Regions from separate parts of the Homo sapiens genome. Here region 2 is linked to region 1. A link is an interaction called in ENCODE POLR2A ChIA-PET data of the cell type or tissue named here. Cell type or tissue: endothelial cell of umbilical vein. All regions are shown on one strand. Each heading gives the region's core, and the rest is flanking DNA. Links, peaks and the distances in the headings are about the cores only. Region 1 has its middle 96 kb from the start of SPRY2. Region 2 overlaps SPRY2 (sprouty RTK signaling antagonist 2).

What was found. ChIA-PET counts read pairs that join two places held together with the same protein. Peaks named below come from ENCODE experiments on the same cell type or tissue, not always from the same donor. Only the 100,000 strongest peaks of a DNase experiment are listed, where the experiment ranks them.
Region 2: POLR2A ChIA-PET joins it to region 1 with 10 read pairs; 5 of 35 experiments call an interaction of 5 or more read pairs at or near these places.

Annotation. Positions count from the first base shown.
Region 1 is chr13:80,433,225-80,441,568 of GRCh38, reverse strand. No RefSeq gene overlaps it. Among named protein-coding and RNA genes, the nearest start is that of SPRY2, 96 kb to the right of the region's middle. In endothelial cell of umbilical vein, for the core only: no CTCF peak of the experiment used is centred there; no DNase peak of the experiment used is centred there.
Region 2 is chr13:80,329,986-80,338,329 of GRCh38, reverse strand. SPRY2 (sprouty RTK signaling antagonist 2) reads left to right here. Exons shown (of 2, transcript NM_005842.4): 2 at 574-2,354. The coding sequence starts at 625. The coding sequence ends at 1,572. Among named protein-coding and RNA genes, the nearest start is that of SPRY2, 7.0 kb to the left of the region's middle. In endothelial cell of umbilical vein, for the core only: no CTCF peak of the experiment used is centred there; no DNase peak of the experiment used is centred there; H3K4me3 peaks cover 664 bases; H3K27ac peaks cover 1,152 bases.

The DNA.
Region 1 (8,344 bases), core at 205-8,204:
TGGACCAATGCAACAGAATAGAGAATCCAGAAATAAATCCACATATTTACAGACAATTGATTTTGACAAAGGTCTCAAGAACATACATTGGAGAAAGGATATTCTTGTCCAGAAATGATGCTGCGAAAATTGGATATTTGTAGGCAGAGGAAAGAAACTGGACCCCTATCTCTTTCCACATACAAAAATCAGCCCAAAATAGGTTAAAGACTTAAATGTAAGACCTGAAACTATATAACTACCAGAAGGAAGCTTAGGGAAAACACTTTAAGAATTAGTCTAGGCAAAGGTTTCATGTATATGACTTCAAAAGAACAGGCAACAATAAAAAAATAGACAAATGATACTAAATTAAACTAAAACCTTCCTGCACAGCAAAGAAAACAATGAACACAGTGAAGAGACAACCTGTTGAATAGAGACAAATATTTGTAAACTATTTATCTGAGAAGCCACTAGTGTCTAGAATATACAAGGAACTCAACTCAACAGGAAAACCAACAAATAATCCCAGTAGACAATTCTCAAAAGATGACATACAAACAGCCAACAAGTATATGAAAAAATGCTTAAACTAATGATCAGAGAACTTAAAATCAAAACCACAATGTGACATCATCTCAGCCCAGCTAGGATGGCTATTATCAAAAAAACAAAAAATAACAGATGCTGGTGAGGATGTGAAAAAAAGCGGGGAACTCTTAAACACTTTGGTGGGAATGTAAATTACTATCATTATGGAAAATGGTGTGGAGATTTCTCAAAAAACTAAAAATAGAACTACCACATGATCCAGCAATCCCACTAGTGGGTATTTATCCAAAGGGAAAAAAGTCAATATATCAAAAAGATACCTGTACCCCCACATTTGTTGCAGCACTATTCATAATAGCAAAGATATAGAATCTAATGTAATGATGATCACAATTTAGCCTTGGTACTTATACAGTGTGTATTTGGTCTTAAATTCAGTGTACTGAAATTAAGCATTCATGCTGGATCTTTTCAAGCTGTGTTTTGGAAGAGTCAGTGAGATATGTATGAATAAATGGATGCTGCAGTGGTTATGCTTTTTTAGTTAACAAGTTGGATTTTATTTAATAAGAGCAGTTATGTGATTATTATTGTTGTTGTCACTGCAAGTATAGGAAGTAAAGTTGGCATTTATTAATATTTAAATATATGTATATATTGCTTTATGTCATTGCATCAAATACATAATTGATTGTAGGAAGCCCCATTTTCCTATATACCACTAAGAAAAATGCTTCCAATTAAACTATGACAGAATGCTTTATCACTTACAGTGATTATACTTGTTAGAAGAGTTATTTTAGACTTCTTTAGATAGATTTTTATTGTATATTACTTTTGTGTATACGTAAAATGAATATAGTAGCAAAATAAATGAGTAAAGGCATTTCCAAAGTTCTTTGCATTTAAAGCCTGCTCTTCTAAATCAAAGTTTGATTGAGCATCACCAGTGTCTATGACTTTCCACACACAACTCTCCTTTGCAAAATCAATGTCGGTGTCATGCACTTTCCTTAAAAGAATACTCCCCCACGGTCTGGAGAATTTTCTTCCATGACCCGGTTCCTCATACCATAAATATTCGTGTTGACTTTCTGAATCTCACACTAAAGTTCCAAAGGAGAGTTTTCAGACTAATTTCATGCAGGTAATTACAACTGTTTCATTACTGCAACCTAGCAGACAGCAATTTGTAAGTTGTTTTCCATCATTAGAAGAATCCTGACTTCAAAGAGCTTAAAATGTAAAAAAAAAAAAAAAAAAAAAAGTGCATCTGAGAGTGCATGAAATATGAAAAATATATTTTCTTATTTGGTACAATTATATTTAAGAAGTACATCAAAATTGGCCCCAAAGTGATTTTTTATAGCTACCTAATGCCTAAAAATAAACAGATATAATGGAAATATTGAATGTTATTTTGTAAAAATAATCCTCTGCTTGAAGGAGTTCCAAGTTTTTCAGTTCATGAAAAAGTTTCATGTTTCAATTGAGACATATTTCAAATGTCAAATAATAATGGTACACCCACATGACTGCAAGCATTACAAATAAAAGAACAAATTTGCTCACCATATATGTTGCCAGTAACTATTTGTCCCAGAAGTAAAAAGTTAGGTATGCCCACATACTGTAAAAAGCACATTTATTTCCAAATGTTTATATTGGATTTTAATTTCAATCAATGTTATGTTCATTCTTGAAAAATATTTTAACACAAAATAAGCAGCACATCTACAAGCACTTCCCAATAATGGAAATAGTTTAATTGTGATTACGTTTTTACCCAAGAATTAGCATTTTTAAACTTCTATTTACTACATTTAATAGACAATCTTCTGATCAAGCTATTTTTTTTTTTTTTTTTTTTTTTTGAGACGAAGTCTCACTTGGCCGCCCAGGCTGGAGTGCAGTGGCGTGATCTCGGCTCACTGCAAGCTCCGCCTCCCGGGTTCAGGCCATTCTCCTGTCTCAGTGTCCCAAGTAGCTGGGACCACAGACACCCGCTACCATGCCCGGCTAATTTTTTTGTATTCTTAGTAGAGACGGGGTTTCACCGTGTTAGCCAGGATGGTCTCAATCTCCCCATCTTGTGATCCACCTACCTCAGCCTCCCAAAGTACTGGGATTACAGGCGTGAGCCACTGCACCCAGCCAGATCAAGCGATTTCTAAAACTATACTCTTAGGTCACTCAAGCATACCTCTAAATGCTAATACATAGAATTTATTTAGTATTTATTTTTGTACACCTCCTTGACATATATTATAAATATCAGGGTTGACAATGCCCACATTCTGTATTTGTAAATAAAGTTTTATTGGAATACAACCACACACATTCATTTACATATGGCTGCTTTTCTATTTCAAGACCAGACTTGAATAGGTGCAGTAGAGACTATATGCCTGGCAAAACCAAAAATATTACCCGACCATTTATAGAAAAAAATTGACAACCCCTGCTCTGGAGCAAGGTGACAGTTTTATGCACCCCTTTCTCTGCTGAACACTATGGCTAACCTGGCCTTCAAGCCAATTTGTTTTACACTTCAATAATGAGAAAAATTAGATTGTATTTAATAGTACTGCAGGTACTACTTTCCCATCGAGTAAACTTAGAAAAAAAAGTTTTAAATGTTTCTTTAGAGTACAAGGGAAGCATAACCTCAGTCGAATTATACAATTTTTCTTGTGCTCATATATCAAATCAAGGACTACAAACACCATTTCCTTTTCAGCTGACTACCTCCTGCCTTCCAATATTACAAGTAAAATCTACTTGGTATATTCAGTCATACCATATTTTCAGAGAAGAATCCCAACACATTTCTAAATATCAAATACTATTTTTGAGGGGATAACCTAAGGAACAGTGAGAAATTTCTAATGATTCTTATTTTTGTTTGCTCTGTCCTCCTTTCCTTGTTCTGGATACATGTCCCGAGCCCTTGGCATCAAAGTCAGGGATGGGTTTGCAACCTAGGCTGGGCCAGTTATGTCTCATCTCAGTGTCCAAAGTGGCAGATTCAAGAGAAGGGACATATCTTCAAGCCAGGCAAATCATAGTACTGTCCTGGGTCATCTGGAATTTGAGAAGAGTTTCAAATTTTCAAATCTTTGATCTCAGAGCTGTAATTGAGGCTAAATATTTCATTAGCCACATTTCTAGCTATGGTTCCAGATGGCCCCAGGAGGTCGAGCCAAAGCAGCAGCAGTGATGAGAAGGGAAGGAAAAAGTTCTGATGAGGACCTAGATCGCTGATTTGAGATATTCCTAAAGACAGCTCTACTCCTGCCCTTCCTGGTTTAGATAGAAAAGCCAAAACCATTGTTCTTTTCCTTCAACTAGCTTAAGCTATGTCACTTGCAACCAAGCCCCCTGACTAATAGGACCAGATAATCTTCAGTGCAGGCAGCAGGCAGCATCAACTTCATGAATGTGATACCTTTACTTCTTAAAGGCAGTAATGGCAACAAAATCTAAGAGTGTATTACAGTTTTCTTGTAGAAAGTTTCCCTCCCTTTTACTTCTAGTGGTTTCAGAAACAAAAACAGTTTGCAAAAAAGAAAAAGCATTAGCTCACCATTCTTAGCCCAAGCAGTAATTTAATCTGCCATGTGCTCTTCAAAGCAGATTAACTCTAATCACACAGACTTCCTCTCCATTTAATTATTCTATCTTTCTGTTTGTACTTCACTTCTCATAAAACTTTTATATCTGAAAATTTTAAAATTTATGTAAGATCGACTGTAAGCATTTAGCTCATGTATCAAATTCATTACATCCTGTTAGATATAAGACTAGAAACCTTCTTCAGTGTTGAGTAAGGCAGAACTGTAAAGTGAGGCAAAAGGTAATATAAATAAGAACCAAACTTTTTTAAACTTGGCTGATCCTCTCCTGCTGTGTGCAGCTAATGTTTTGCCTCTGAGAATAGGACTTACTAGCAACCCTGAAGTAAAGACAGGATATTTTTCAACAAGAACTTCTGCTTTGCCAAACATCCCAGTTTGTCTCCAAGGTCTTGAAAAGAAAGAATGAAGAACGGAAACCATAAAGTATGCAGTACAGCTATCATCTAATTACTGAATGAATGGTACAGTTGTTTTGTCTGATTGCGCTGAGCTAGTTATCCACTGCTAGCTTCATTGACAAAAAGGGAACCTACACAAATTATAGGGAAATTCAAGCACTTAAGGAATGTTTTGGTTCAGAGGTTTGCAATGACTATTGGCTTTGGTTTTTGGCAAAAGCTGTCTTTGCCGTATGAACTCAGCTGTGCTGGGTCAGCCTAAAGTGTTCCCAAAAGCCTAGAAGAGGACAGACTTCCGTGTCATCTGTATCCCATCAATAAATTAAAGTGATGTTCTCCAGCTCATGTTTGTTTCTTGGCAGGCTAATCTACAATCAGAAGAAGAAAAGCCTTTCATTTGTGGACTCCAGCTAGAGGAAGGAAGCTTTTGTATGTGGATTCACTGGAGACCAAAATATTAAAAAGTGGAAGAGGAAAACCATATGTTGCAGTTCTCATAAGCAGGCAGCTCAAAGTTCTGGTTAAAGAAATGCTTGAGTTCATTTTACAGAAAAGTAAATATTTTATCATGAGAACAGGGTATACTAATAATATTGATACCTCTGTTACAAACATTGACATTTTAAGTTGTATTCTGTTTTCTCTAATTTTTTAAATCAGGAAAACCTAAGAATTAGATATTTCAAAGAAACACAAAATGACCAAACATTTTAGCATAATTCTTCAAAATGTAACTTAAGAAGGAAAGAAGAGATCCAACAGAATAAAGATAGAAGATAATTTTTATAAGCTTATGATTCCTTCTCTTCTATGAGTCACAGCAAAGTTAGCTGATATTTTATAGTTGCAGCAATTGAATGCAGGTTATAATAGAAGTGGGGAAAATCACTAATAATTATCTGCATCCTATTTCATAGTCAATTCAATAACGTAATGTTAAGATAGTCTCCTTATCTCTTTTGGTTGACAAAGGGTTATCCTTGCCTTCGTATTACTTGTGAATAAGCCTAGTGATGAGAACAAGATTAGTGTGGTCCTCTTCCAACTTCCTATAGGAGAGAATGCAAGAAGATCTTCCCATTCTTTTTAACCTGACCACATTTGTGTTTGATTTCCTTTCTATGTCTTTGAAGCAGCCAAACAAATAAAGCCTGCTTTAATACATGTATCCTTTAAAGAATATGGCTTCCAGCTCAAAGTTTCAGTATGTGAAACCAAAAGTATCTAAGACAGGTCTCAATCAATTTAGAAAGTTTATTTTGCCAAGGTTAAGGTGACAACCATGACACAATCTCAGGAGATCCTGATGACATGTGCCCAAGGTGGATGGGTCACAACTTGGTTTTATACATTTTAGGGAGACATGAGACATCAGTCAAATACATTTAAGATGTACATTGGTTCGGTCCAGAAAGTCAGAACAATTCAAAGCAGGTGCTTCCAGGTTATAGGTAGATTTAAAAATTTTCTGATTGGCAATTTGGTTGAAAGAGTTGCCATCAATATAAAGAAATGTCTGGGATATGACAAGAGGTTGTGGAGACCAAAGTTTTATCAGGCAAATGAAGCCTCCAGGTAGCAGGCTTCAGAGAGAATAGATTATACATGTTTCTTTTCAGACTTAAGGTCTGTCTTGATATTAAATGATGGTCAGCTTTCCTTAAATTCCAAAGGAGAGGAGAGCATAATGAGGCATGTCTAACCCCTACTTTCTGTCATGGCCTGAACTAGTCTTTCAGGTTAACTTTGGAGTGCCCTGGCCAAGACAATGGAGTCCATTCACATGGTTGGGAGGCCTTAGAATTTTATTTTTCATTTGCAAGTACTTTGTAACCTTATGTACCAGTAGTTCATCTCATTACAGAATAGAATTGATTTTTTCCTTTTATGGTGGGGTCACATAAAACAAGCATTAGATCAAGTGTATGACTGGTAGGAGCACGTGATGAAATAGTTGATAGAGTAGGTACTGATGGGGTTCAGAACATGCCATCCCAAATATGATGGTAGGAGGCCAGAGTATACACCCCTAAAATACGCCTATTTGGATGAGTTCTTGTCCTTTGCAGGGACAAGGATGAAGCTGGAAATCATTCTCAGCAAACTAACACAGGAACAGAAAACCAAACACCACGTGTTCTCACTCATAAGTGGGAGCTGAACGATGAGAATGCATAGACACAGGGAGGAGAACATCACACACTGGGGCCTGTCGGGGTGGGGGTAGGGGGTAAGGGGAGGGATAGCATTAGGAGAAATACCTAATGTAGATGACAGGTTGATGGGTGCAGCAAACCACCATGGCATGTGTATACCTATGTAACAAACCTGCATGTTCTGCACATGTATCTCATAACTTAAAGTATATAAAAATAAAAAATATATGCCTCTTTGGCATATTGATTACTTTAAGCTGGTTATTCTCACAAACTGCAGATACAGAAGCTCAGGAAAGTTACCCTTTTGTAAGAGAAATCTGTATCTATAAGGGAAATCTTCATTTGTAAGTGTGTCTCCTCTGCACCAGAAAGAAAAGGATGACTAAATCCCTACAGACTCTTAATCAAATAGAGAAACCTTACATTTGTTTAAGGTGCTTTTCTTGGCCATCTCATCTGAATTGGGCTTTTTTCTTCACCCTTCCATAATGTGTCTCCATTATTTCCCAGGATACCCCAAACCTCTATTCCTCTCTGTAGCTCAGATTGATATATAAGCCTCAATCATCTAGCTTGAGTCTCATATGCATACTCTCATGCATATGTACGTAATTAAAATTGTTTTTCTCTTGTTAATCTGCCTTATGTCAATTTAATTTACAGACAAGCTAATGAACCTGGAAGAGAAGGAAGAGATTGTTTTTTTTTTTTCAAGAATACATTGGACAGAAATGTAAATATGGCTTTGATTATTCATGAGATAACTGAATGTGCACTTACCTTTAATGGAAAGAGGATTAACCCCACAAGTCAGGATTTTCTTTCGTGTCCTAGCCTTACTGAATGGTGAACAGGACAGTCTATGGAGCCAGACTCCTGTGACTTGAGATAGTTACTTAACTTCTCTGAGCCTCAGCTTCCTTATCTTAAAATGGGAATAAAAATAATGCTAACCTGACAGGGTTGAATTATACCTGGCACCTAATAATCACTATGTAATTGGGAAATAAGTTACCCTTCTACTGACAACATAGATCAGATATTAATTTTTCTACGCTCAGTTTTTCTGTTTGTAAATAGAGATAACTAGTGCTTTTTTTCCTCCATAGGAATGTTTTCAACTTTTCCTCTATTGTCTGAAAGTTTGACGATAGGAATTTCTGAAGTAAACTTGACAGTAGACAGATTAAATAGAAGAAAACACATACAAACTTATGTGTGTATGCATGGGAGTACCACAAAATATGAGACTCAAAGAAAGTTCAAATGGTTCAACTTTAAATAGCATTTTGAGCCACCAAAAGAAAAAAAAAAATAGTGACTTCTGTTGGAGAAGTGGTGACACAAGCTGTGGAAGGTGAGGGAAGGAAATGCATGATGAACAAAGGTTATCTTATTATGCAGATAAAGTCTCTTAGGTCACTATGCCCAGACAGGTTTCTCACCAGTTCTGAGCAGCCCTCAGAAGAATTGGTGAAAAGTCTGTCAGGGCATAGTGGCCTGTGTGCGGAGTCCTTTTAGTCTCCTCTCCTGCGATACAAGTTAATTTTTCTGGTTATTGTAGATTCCAGAAACAGGGTTTGTAACAATTGCATTCCTTTTAGAGGAATTTCCT
Region 2 (8,344 bases), core at 120-8,119, 100 kb after region 1:
TGTTGTAGAATTTGGGTATTTACTTTTTTGCATGCCATATTCATTCTACCTGGTTTGAAAAAGTTACAGAATGCCGTATACGTCACAGTTAAAGTGTTTGATGTAAAAGTAAAAATTAAGAACCAAGAAAGAATCTTCTAGGTTGCATTATTAACGCTTAAGGCAAAAATGACTATGACAAATGGAAACCTATTTCAAATTTTGAAAGGATTTTCAACTTTTGAAAACATTGGTAGCAGTGTTATATTCCAGCAATACTTCCTTGCGATTTTTACGTTGAACCTGAACCTTACAAATTGTATGTTTCTTTGAATAAGGAATTCTTACTTAAGTGACTCAAAGATCAGTTTTGTATTGTTGTACATCACAGGATTACAGAATTGTCAGTAGCCCGCCGTAATTTTTACTTTTGGGTACATGCGTTGTTGATCATATGGCTAATACCTCCCTACTGCCATTCCATTTCAAATCCTGTTTCTCTAGGGAAAGTGGGAAGTGAGGAGTCAATTCAGGTGGGTGGAGAGTGGGAAGTATCTTAGAGTATCAACCGTTCTTTCCTCTTGGCTTCCTCAGGAGTTCAGATGTGTTCTAAGCCTGCTGGAGTGACCACACTTCCAAGACCTGATGGAGGCCAGAGCTCAGAGTGGCAACGGGTCGCAGCCCTTGCTGCAGACGCCCCGTGACGGTGGCAGACAGCGTGGGGAGCCCGACCCCAGAGACGCCCTCACCCAGCAGGTACATGTCTTGTCTCTGGATCAGATCAGAGCCATCCGAAACACCAATGAGTACACAGAGGGGCCTACTGTCGTCCCAAGACCTGGGCTCAAGCCTGCTCCTCGCCCCTCCACTCAGCACAAACACGAGAGACTCCACGGTCTGCCTGAGCACCGCCAGCCTCCTAGGCTCCAGCACTCGCAGGTCCATTCTTCTGCACGAGCCCCTCTGTCCAGATCCATAAGCACGGTCAGCTCAGGGTCGCGGAGCAGTACGAGGACAAGTACCAGCAGCAGCTCCTCTGAACAGAGACTGCTAGGATCATCCTTCTCCTCCGGGCCTGTTGCTGATGGCATAATCCGGGTGCAACCCAAATCTGAGCTCAAGCCAGGTGAGCTTAAGCCACTGAGCAAGGAAGATTTGGGCCTGCACGCCTACAGGTGTGAGGACTGTGGCAAGTGCAAATGTAAGGAGTGCACCTACCCAAGGCCTCTGCCATCAGACTGGATCTGCGACAAGCAGTGCCTTTGCTCGGCCCAGAACGTGATTGACTATGGGACTTGTGTATGCTGTGTGAAAGGTCTCTTCTATCACTGTTCTAATGATGATGAGGACAACTGTGCTGACAACCCATGTTCTTGCAGCCAGTCTCACTGTTGTACACGATGGTCAGCCATGGGTGTCATGTCCCTCTTTTTGCCTTGTTTATGGTGTTACCTTCCAGCCAAGGGTTGCCTTAAATTGTGCCAGGGGTGTTATGACCGGGTTAACAGGCCTGGTTGCCGCTGTAAAAACTCAAACACAGTTTGCTGCAAAGTTCCCACTGTCCCCCCTAGGAACTTTGAAAAACCAACATAGCATCATTAATCAGGAATATTACAGTAATGAGGATTTTTTCTTTCTTTTTTTAATACACATATGCAACCAACTAAACAGTTATAATCTTGGCACTGTTAATAGAAAGGTGGGATAGTCTTTGCTGTTTGCGGTGAAATGCTTTTTGTCCATGTGCCGTTTTAACTGATATGCTTGTTAGAACTCAGCTAATGGAGCTCAAAGTATGAGATACAGAACTTGGTGACCCATGTATTGCATAAGCTAAAGCAACACAGACACTCCTAGGCAAAGTTTTTGTTTGTGAATAGTACTTGCAAAACTTGTAAATTAGCAGATGACTTTTTTCCATTGTTTTCTCCAGAGAGAATGTGCTATATTTTTGTATATACAATAATATTTGCAACTGTGAAAAACAAGTTGTGCCATACTACATGGCACAGACACAAAATATTATACTAATATGTTGTACATTCGGAAGAATGTGAATCAATCAGTATGTTTTTAGATTGTATTTTGCCTTACAGAAAGCCTTTATTGTAAGACTCTGATTTCCCTTTGGACTTCATGTATATTGTACAGTTACAGTAAAATTCAACCTTTATTTTCTAATTTTTTCAACATATTGTTTAGTGTAAAGAATATTTATTTGAAGTTTTATTATTTTATAAAAAAGAATATTTATTTTAAGAGGCATCTTACAAATTTTGCCCCTTTTATGAGGATGTGATAGTTGCTGCAAATGAGGGGTTACAGATGCATATGTCCAATATAAAATAGAAAATATATTAACGTTTGAAATTAAACTGAGCTGTTTTGTCTTCTTTTATCTTGTTTCTTTCAAGTGTAAGAAACTACATTTTATGTTAAGGGTAACATTTTAATGAAATAGTTAATCACTTGTCTATAGAATTATTTTATGATTGCCGCTTTAAAGTAAGCTGGATTTGATGATTTTTCAGAGACAATTCTAGCAATCAAGAGAACATTTAACTTACTATCTGTACTTATATGGGAGCTGATTTTAGCTATATCATTGTTCTTGTTCCCCCACCCCCTTTTTTTTTTTTGCAGATTATCTGACTTGTGTTTGTTCTGCAGAGGTTTTTTTTTGGTTTTTTTTTTTAAATCTTTGATTCAGGAGACTTTCCTTAAAAATTAACAGTTAAGCTTTTTCTTTATATACAGTATCAAGGATTAATTCCATGAGGATAATTCAAAACTAGTGAAATGAGTTTAGCTCAATAAACATTTATTGAATGTCACCTGTGTCTCAGACATGCAGTATTCACAGATCAGTTCTTAAAATTAAGGCCAAAAATATTTTCTTGACTTAGCTGATCGTGGCAGTGTTTTTTCCAGTCTGTTTAATTTTTGACTCTGAAACATCACCATTTTACCTAATTCCTTATGTTAGAAAAGACATGAAAAAAAGAACTTGCTTTGATTCTGGTATTTGGTATCATAAAATTTGATCTGATATTGGTCTTACTCAAGACAAAGAAGGCCAATTTAAGGCCCTGACTTATTCAATCAGATTATTCAGAAAATTGTTGCTCTGGGAAAAAGATGCAGCATGAGAGTCAGTGTGCTTGGAGCTGTCTTTTAGAAGCAAAGGTACAGCAAGCTGCTGCAAGCCCATCTTGACAAATACTAGGTTTTAAGTCACTTGATTAGTCACTTTGTGGCTGATGTTTGTTTTTTTTTTTTCCAAAAGTTTGTACTTTTGCTGCCAAGAGTCACTGGAAGTCTAGAAAATAATTTATCTGTCATTATTGTTTAATCTCTTGTTTCCTGTTCTGAGGCTCCTTCTTAGCACAGGTTGTCTTCTGTTATGTTTTTTAAAATTGGCTTTCAAGGAACTATATAGCCTCCTACATTAAGACATTGCTCTAAGGACCTTCAATTTCCTCTGACTTCCTCCAAGAAACATAGTTAACTTAGAAATGATTTAAGCTTCAACTTTGAGTTACTGAATGTTTCAATTCTAACACTCTTAAAACGTCACCCTGGTGGTCTAAGGAAGAATTCCGTTGCTGGAGAATAGGGTAGGGTTTCTTATTCATTATGTAGTTTTCAAGATGTGTAAAGCACAAAAATTTTGACTGATTAGGTTTGTTCATCAAAAACTGCCATGTGCATTGACAGAGCTCTTTTTGGTATAAAAATTGTGAGTTAAATATTTTTTTTTCACCGCATAAGTGGCTTTCAAAGTATTCTTAGACATATTGCATCAGATGTCATTGAGTGTTTATTGAAAAAGTAAGAACCTCTTCCCATAGTTACTGAGTCAGAATCTGATGGTGTGGCCTAGAAATTAGCATTTTTAATCATTCTACAAGTGATTATGTGCAGTGTGGCAACTACTGACCTAGGAATTGCTTTCTAACTTGGTTTTCTTTTTTTTTTTTTTTGAGACGGAGTCTCGCTCTGTCGCCCAGGCTGGAGTGCAGTGGCGCGATCTCGGCTCACTGCAAGCTCCGCCTCCCGGGTTCACGCCATCCTCCTGCCTCAGCCTCCCGGCTAGCTGGGACTACAGGCACCCGCCACCACGCCCGGATAATTTTTTTGTATTTTTAGTAGAGACGGGGTTTCACCGTGTTAGCCAGGATGGTCTCGATTTCCTGACCTCGTGATCCGCCCGCCTCCGCCTCCCAAAGTGCTGGGATTACAGGCGTGAGCCACCGCGCCCGGCCTCTAATTCAGTTTTTTAATGGGCTCTGATCTCTAAAGTATAACTCATTGGTTTGAATATTGAGCATAAAGTGATAGTCAACTGAAATTTGAAGAGGATTTGAATTAAGTATATTAAGTCCTATGAAAATAATTTGTTTAAAGATAAATAAGAAAATTGGAGCCCAGGCATGGTGGCTCACGCCTGTAATCCCAACACTTTGGGAGGCTGAGGCAAGTGAATCACTTGAGGTCAGGAGTTTGAGACCAACCTGGCCAACATGATGCAACCCCGTCTCTACTAAAAATACAAATTAGTGGGCATGGTATCAGGCACCTATAATCCCAGCTACTTGAGAGGCTGAGGCCGGAGAATTGCTTGAACCTGGGAGGTGGAGGTTGAAGTAAGCCAAGATCGTGTCACTGCACTGTAGCCTGGACAACAGAGTAAGACTCTGTCTTAAAAAAAAAAAAAAAAAAAAGAAAATTGGATTTTTCAAGAAGCTTCCAACTAACCTGTTAAATGTTGACTTTATCTATATACCAGCATAGAATTAATTTTCAAAATATGGAAGATTAAATATTTATGTCTAATAGATTAAAAGCAACTGGCACTCATTCACTGCATTAAAAATAATTTCTTATTTTTATTTTTATTTTTTGAGACAAAGTCTTGCTCTGTAACCCAGGCTGGAGTGCAGTGGCGCCATCTCAACTCACTGCAACCACTGCCTGCCGGGTTCAAGAGAGTCTCCTGCTTCATTTCAGCCTCCTGAATAGCTGGGATTACAGGTGCGCACCACCATGCCCGGCTAATTTTTGTATTTTCAGTAGAGATGGGGTTGCACTATGTTGGTCACGCTGGTCTTGAACACCTGTCCTCAGGTGATCTGCCCACCTCAGCCTCCCAAAGTGCTGAGATTACAGGCATGAGCCACCGCACCCAGCAATTTTATTTATTTTTTAGGTTATTATTTTTTGAGGCAGAGTTTTGCTGTGTTGCCCAGACTGGAGTGCAGTGGTGGGATTTTGGCTCACTGCAACCTCTGCCTCCCGGGTTCAAGCCATTCTCCTACCTCAGCCTCCCAAGTAGCTGGGACTACAGGGGCACGCCACCATGCCTAGCTAATTTTTGTATGTTTAGTAGAGATTGTGTTTTGCCATGTTGACCAGGCTGGTCTCGAACTCCTGATCTCAGGTGATTCATCACACTTGGCCAAAAATAACTGTTTTAATGTTGCAAATTATCTCACTTGGGAAAAAATATGGAGGAATAACCTCAATTTCTTAATCTCTATTTAAAGTTCATGAAAAATTATAACATGATAAATTTGTAATCCAATGGCCATTATTTTGATGTGATAGAGTAAAAGTATGATGATAATGCAAACATAACTGCTAAGCATTTAGGGGAATTTTAATCATTTTTGTGGTTTCTTGCTTTTTAATTTTTTTTAAACCTGTGGATGCTCTATATTTGAGATTCATATAAGAATGACAACTTGATTGTTGTTACTTAAAACATTCATTTATGTGTTTTGAGGAGGAGATTTTAAGGCCCTGCCAAATTTCTGCCATGTTGTAGCTTGCTCTGGGGATTGTCTGTGAAAGAAGAAAGCCAAAACCCAGGCAAGTAATCCCAACCAAACTTTTTGCATAACTTCTTTCTTCAGTATACTTCTGTCTCAAGGACTACTTGACTCCAGGATATGTAAGTTAAGGTACTGATGATGTCAGATAAATGAATTTGCTCTTGCACAGTGCTGTAAGGTATTTGATAGGCAGTTGATGGGTTTGATGTAATTTATTAACTTTTAAGCATTTAGGTCAAAATTTTCAAAGGTTTAATGGTTTTAGAGTTTCACTTGAAGTCATACCCACAATTGGCCATTTGTCTTCCTCTCCTAAATGTGCACAAGGACCAGGGTATAAACACAGAAGTTTCAACTTTGAAAATGGGCTGAATTTGTACAGCTCAAAAACAGGTCTGTCAACTTGTGGAGAATATTTTACATTGTTTTCATAAAGAAAACATATAATAGTAGGTTATTAACTAGTCACGTCATTATTGTATCAGTATCCAGTCTCTGGTTTGCAATATCCGTTAAGGCAAAAGTCATGTTAATTTCTATTTTAATTTGGTCTAATGCCTCACTTCTTTATGACATACTAAGGGTGGGTCTCCATTGAGTGGAGATCAGATTAGAATTTTAACAAGGCCTATCTGATTTGACATAAAACTGATCATCAGAGTAAAGCTATACATCTGGAGTATTTCATCATGGGTTTGGCCATTCACAAGAGGATAAGAGTAAGACTGTATATGTCCTATACTGTAGATTTTATTTGTACACCACACTGCCACTCCCTTTTCACCACAAGAGACAACTGTGTGAATAATGAGAGGCAAAATGTGAATACCGCTGATGATACTGCACCTCTGGTCAAAATTTAACTTAATACATTCATTTAATTTACAATCAAAGAAGAAAAAAGGGAGATAGAAATATAGCAAAAGAGGAAAAAAGTAACATTTAAACTTTTTTCCACGCCTAGCAAATATTTTACATTTTTATTTAATACTACATTTTGATTGATTGACTTAAATAATTTTTAAAAGTCAGTCTTATTTGGCAACTCATACTTTTTTTTTTTTAAATAAACTGTTAAAGGAGATTAGAAAGAAGCCTTGGCCTCTGGCTTGGCTAGATGAGACATGTAAGGCTTCAGCATCACTTATGAATTTATTTCTCAAAACAGTTGCTAATACACAGAGATGAATAAATAATTTGACTTAATACAAGGACTCACTTGGAAGAGAATTTGGGCACAGAAATATAAATTTGGCATTTCAACCTAGTTTTTGGATGCCTACTGCTTACAAATTACTGGGCTAGTTGATCTAATGCAAAAGGAAAGCGGTAGCAACTCTAATGCAAGACAGGACTTAGAAGCACAAGCAAGATGCTATGAGAGTGCAGAAATTGAGGGAAACGTTGATGCATTCTCGTTAGTTGGTTTGATCGCCATGTCTTTGCAATGGTTTCAGATACTTAAATACCTCAAGAGTTTTTGCTAAGACAGTTGCAACAGAATTAGCATCACTCATTAAATAAAACTATGCTCACCATCCCATATCCACATCCTAAAATGAATTGTAGAGGTGTTTAATGAATATGTGAACAACTACATGTTGCTATGTGCATTCTTTTTTTTTTTTTTTTGGAGATGGAGTTTTGCTCTTCTTGCCCAGGGTGGAGTGTAGGGGCATGATCTCAGCTCACCGCAACCTCTACCTCCTGGGTTCAAGTGATTTTCCTGCCTTAGCCTCTTGAGTAGCTGGGATTATAGGCATGTGCCACCACACACGGCTAATTTTGTATTTTTAGTAGAGACGGGGTTTCTCCATGTTGGTCAGGCTGGTCTCGAACTCCTGACCTCAGGTGATCTGCCCGCCTCGGCCTCCCGAAGTGCTGGGATTACAGGCGTGAGCCACTGCGCCCAGTCGCTATGTTTATTCTTAATTTTAAGATTCATGACTCACTAAAATCTTCCCTTAAAAAAATACAAATAAAAAAATACTTTTTCAAGATGTAGAACTAAGAAACAAGTTGAAAAGATCTGTCTATTCTTGTTCTTCCAGTTCTTGCTGGAATTTACCTTTTGCCATTAACCCATAGTTTTAGCTTGCTTCTGAACCTAGAGAAGGATGAATTGGAAATAATCAAGTTAGGGGGGCAAAAAAAAAAAAAAAGTGTAAATGATATTGTGAAAAGAAGTGGTTGAGCTTTGGAGCAATTCTGCCCTTGTCAAAAAATACCCGAGACCTGGCTGCTCAGGCTCACATGCCTCTCAAAACCTATGTGACCCTCTCCAGTTCCTAGGCCAATGCAACTTTCATTTTTGGAACAGTTTTTGCTCCAAATAAAATCTAGTTTATTGACTTGCACCAATAGTGTTTACAGTCAAGCAGGGTTCCAATAAATATCATGTTTGTATCATCTCTCATTTCTCCAGATTCCTAGTAGGCATAGTGCACCCATCCTGGCCTCAAACGCAGATTTCCTCCTCCAAAGTAGTCATAAAATAGCCAAAATATATCTGTAGCTACTCACACTAGAAG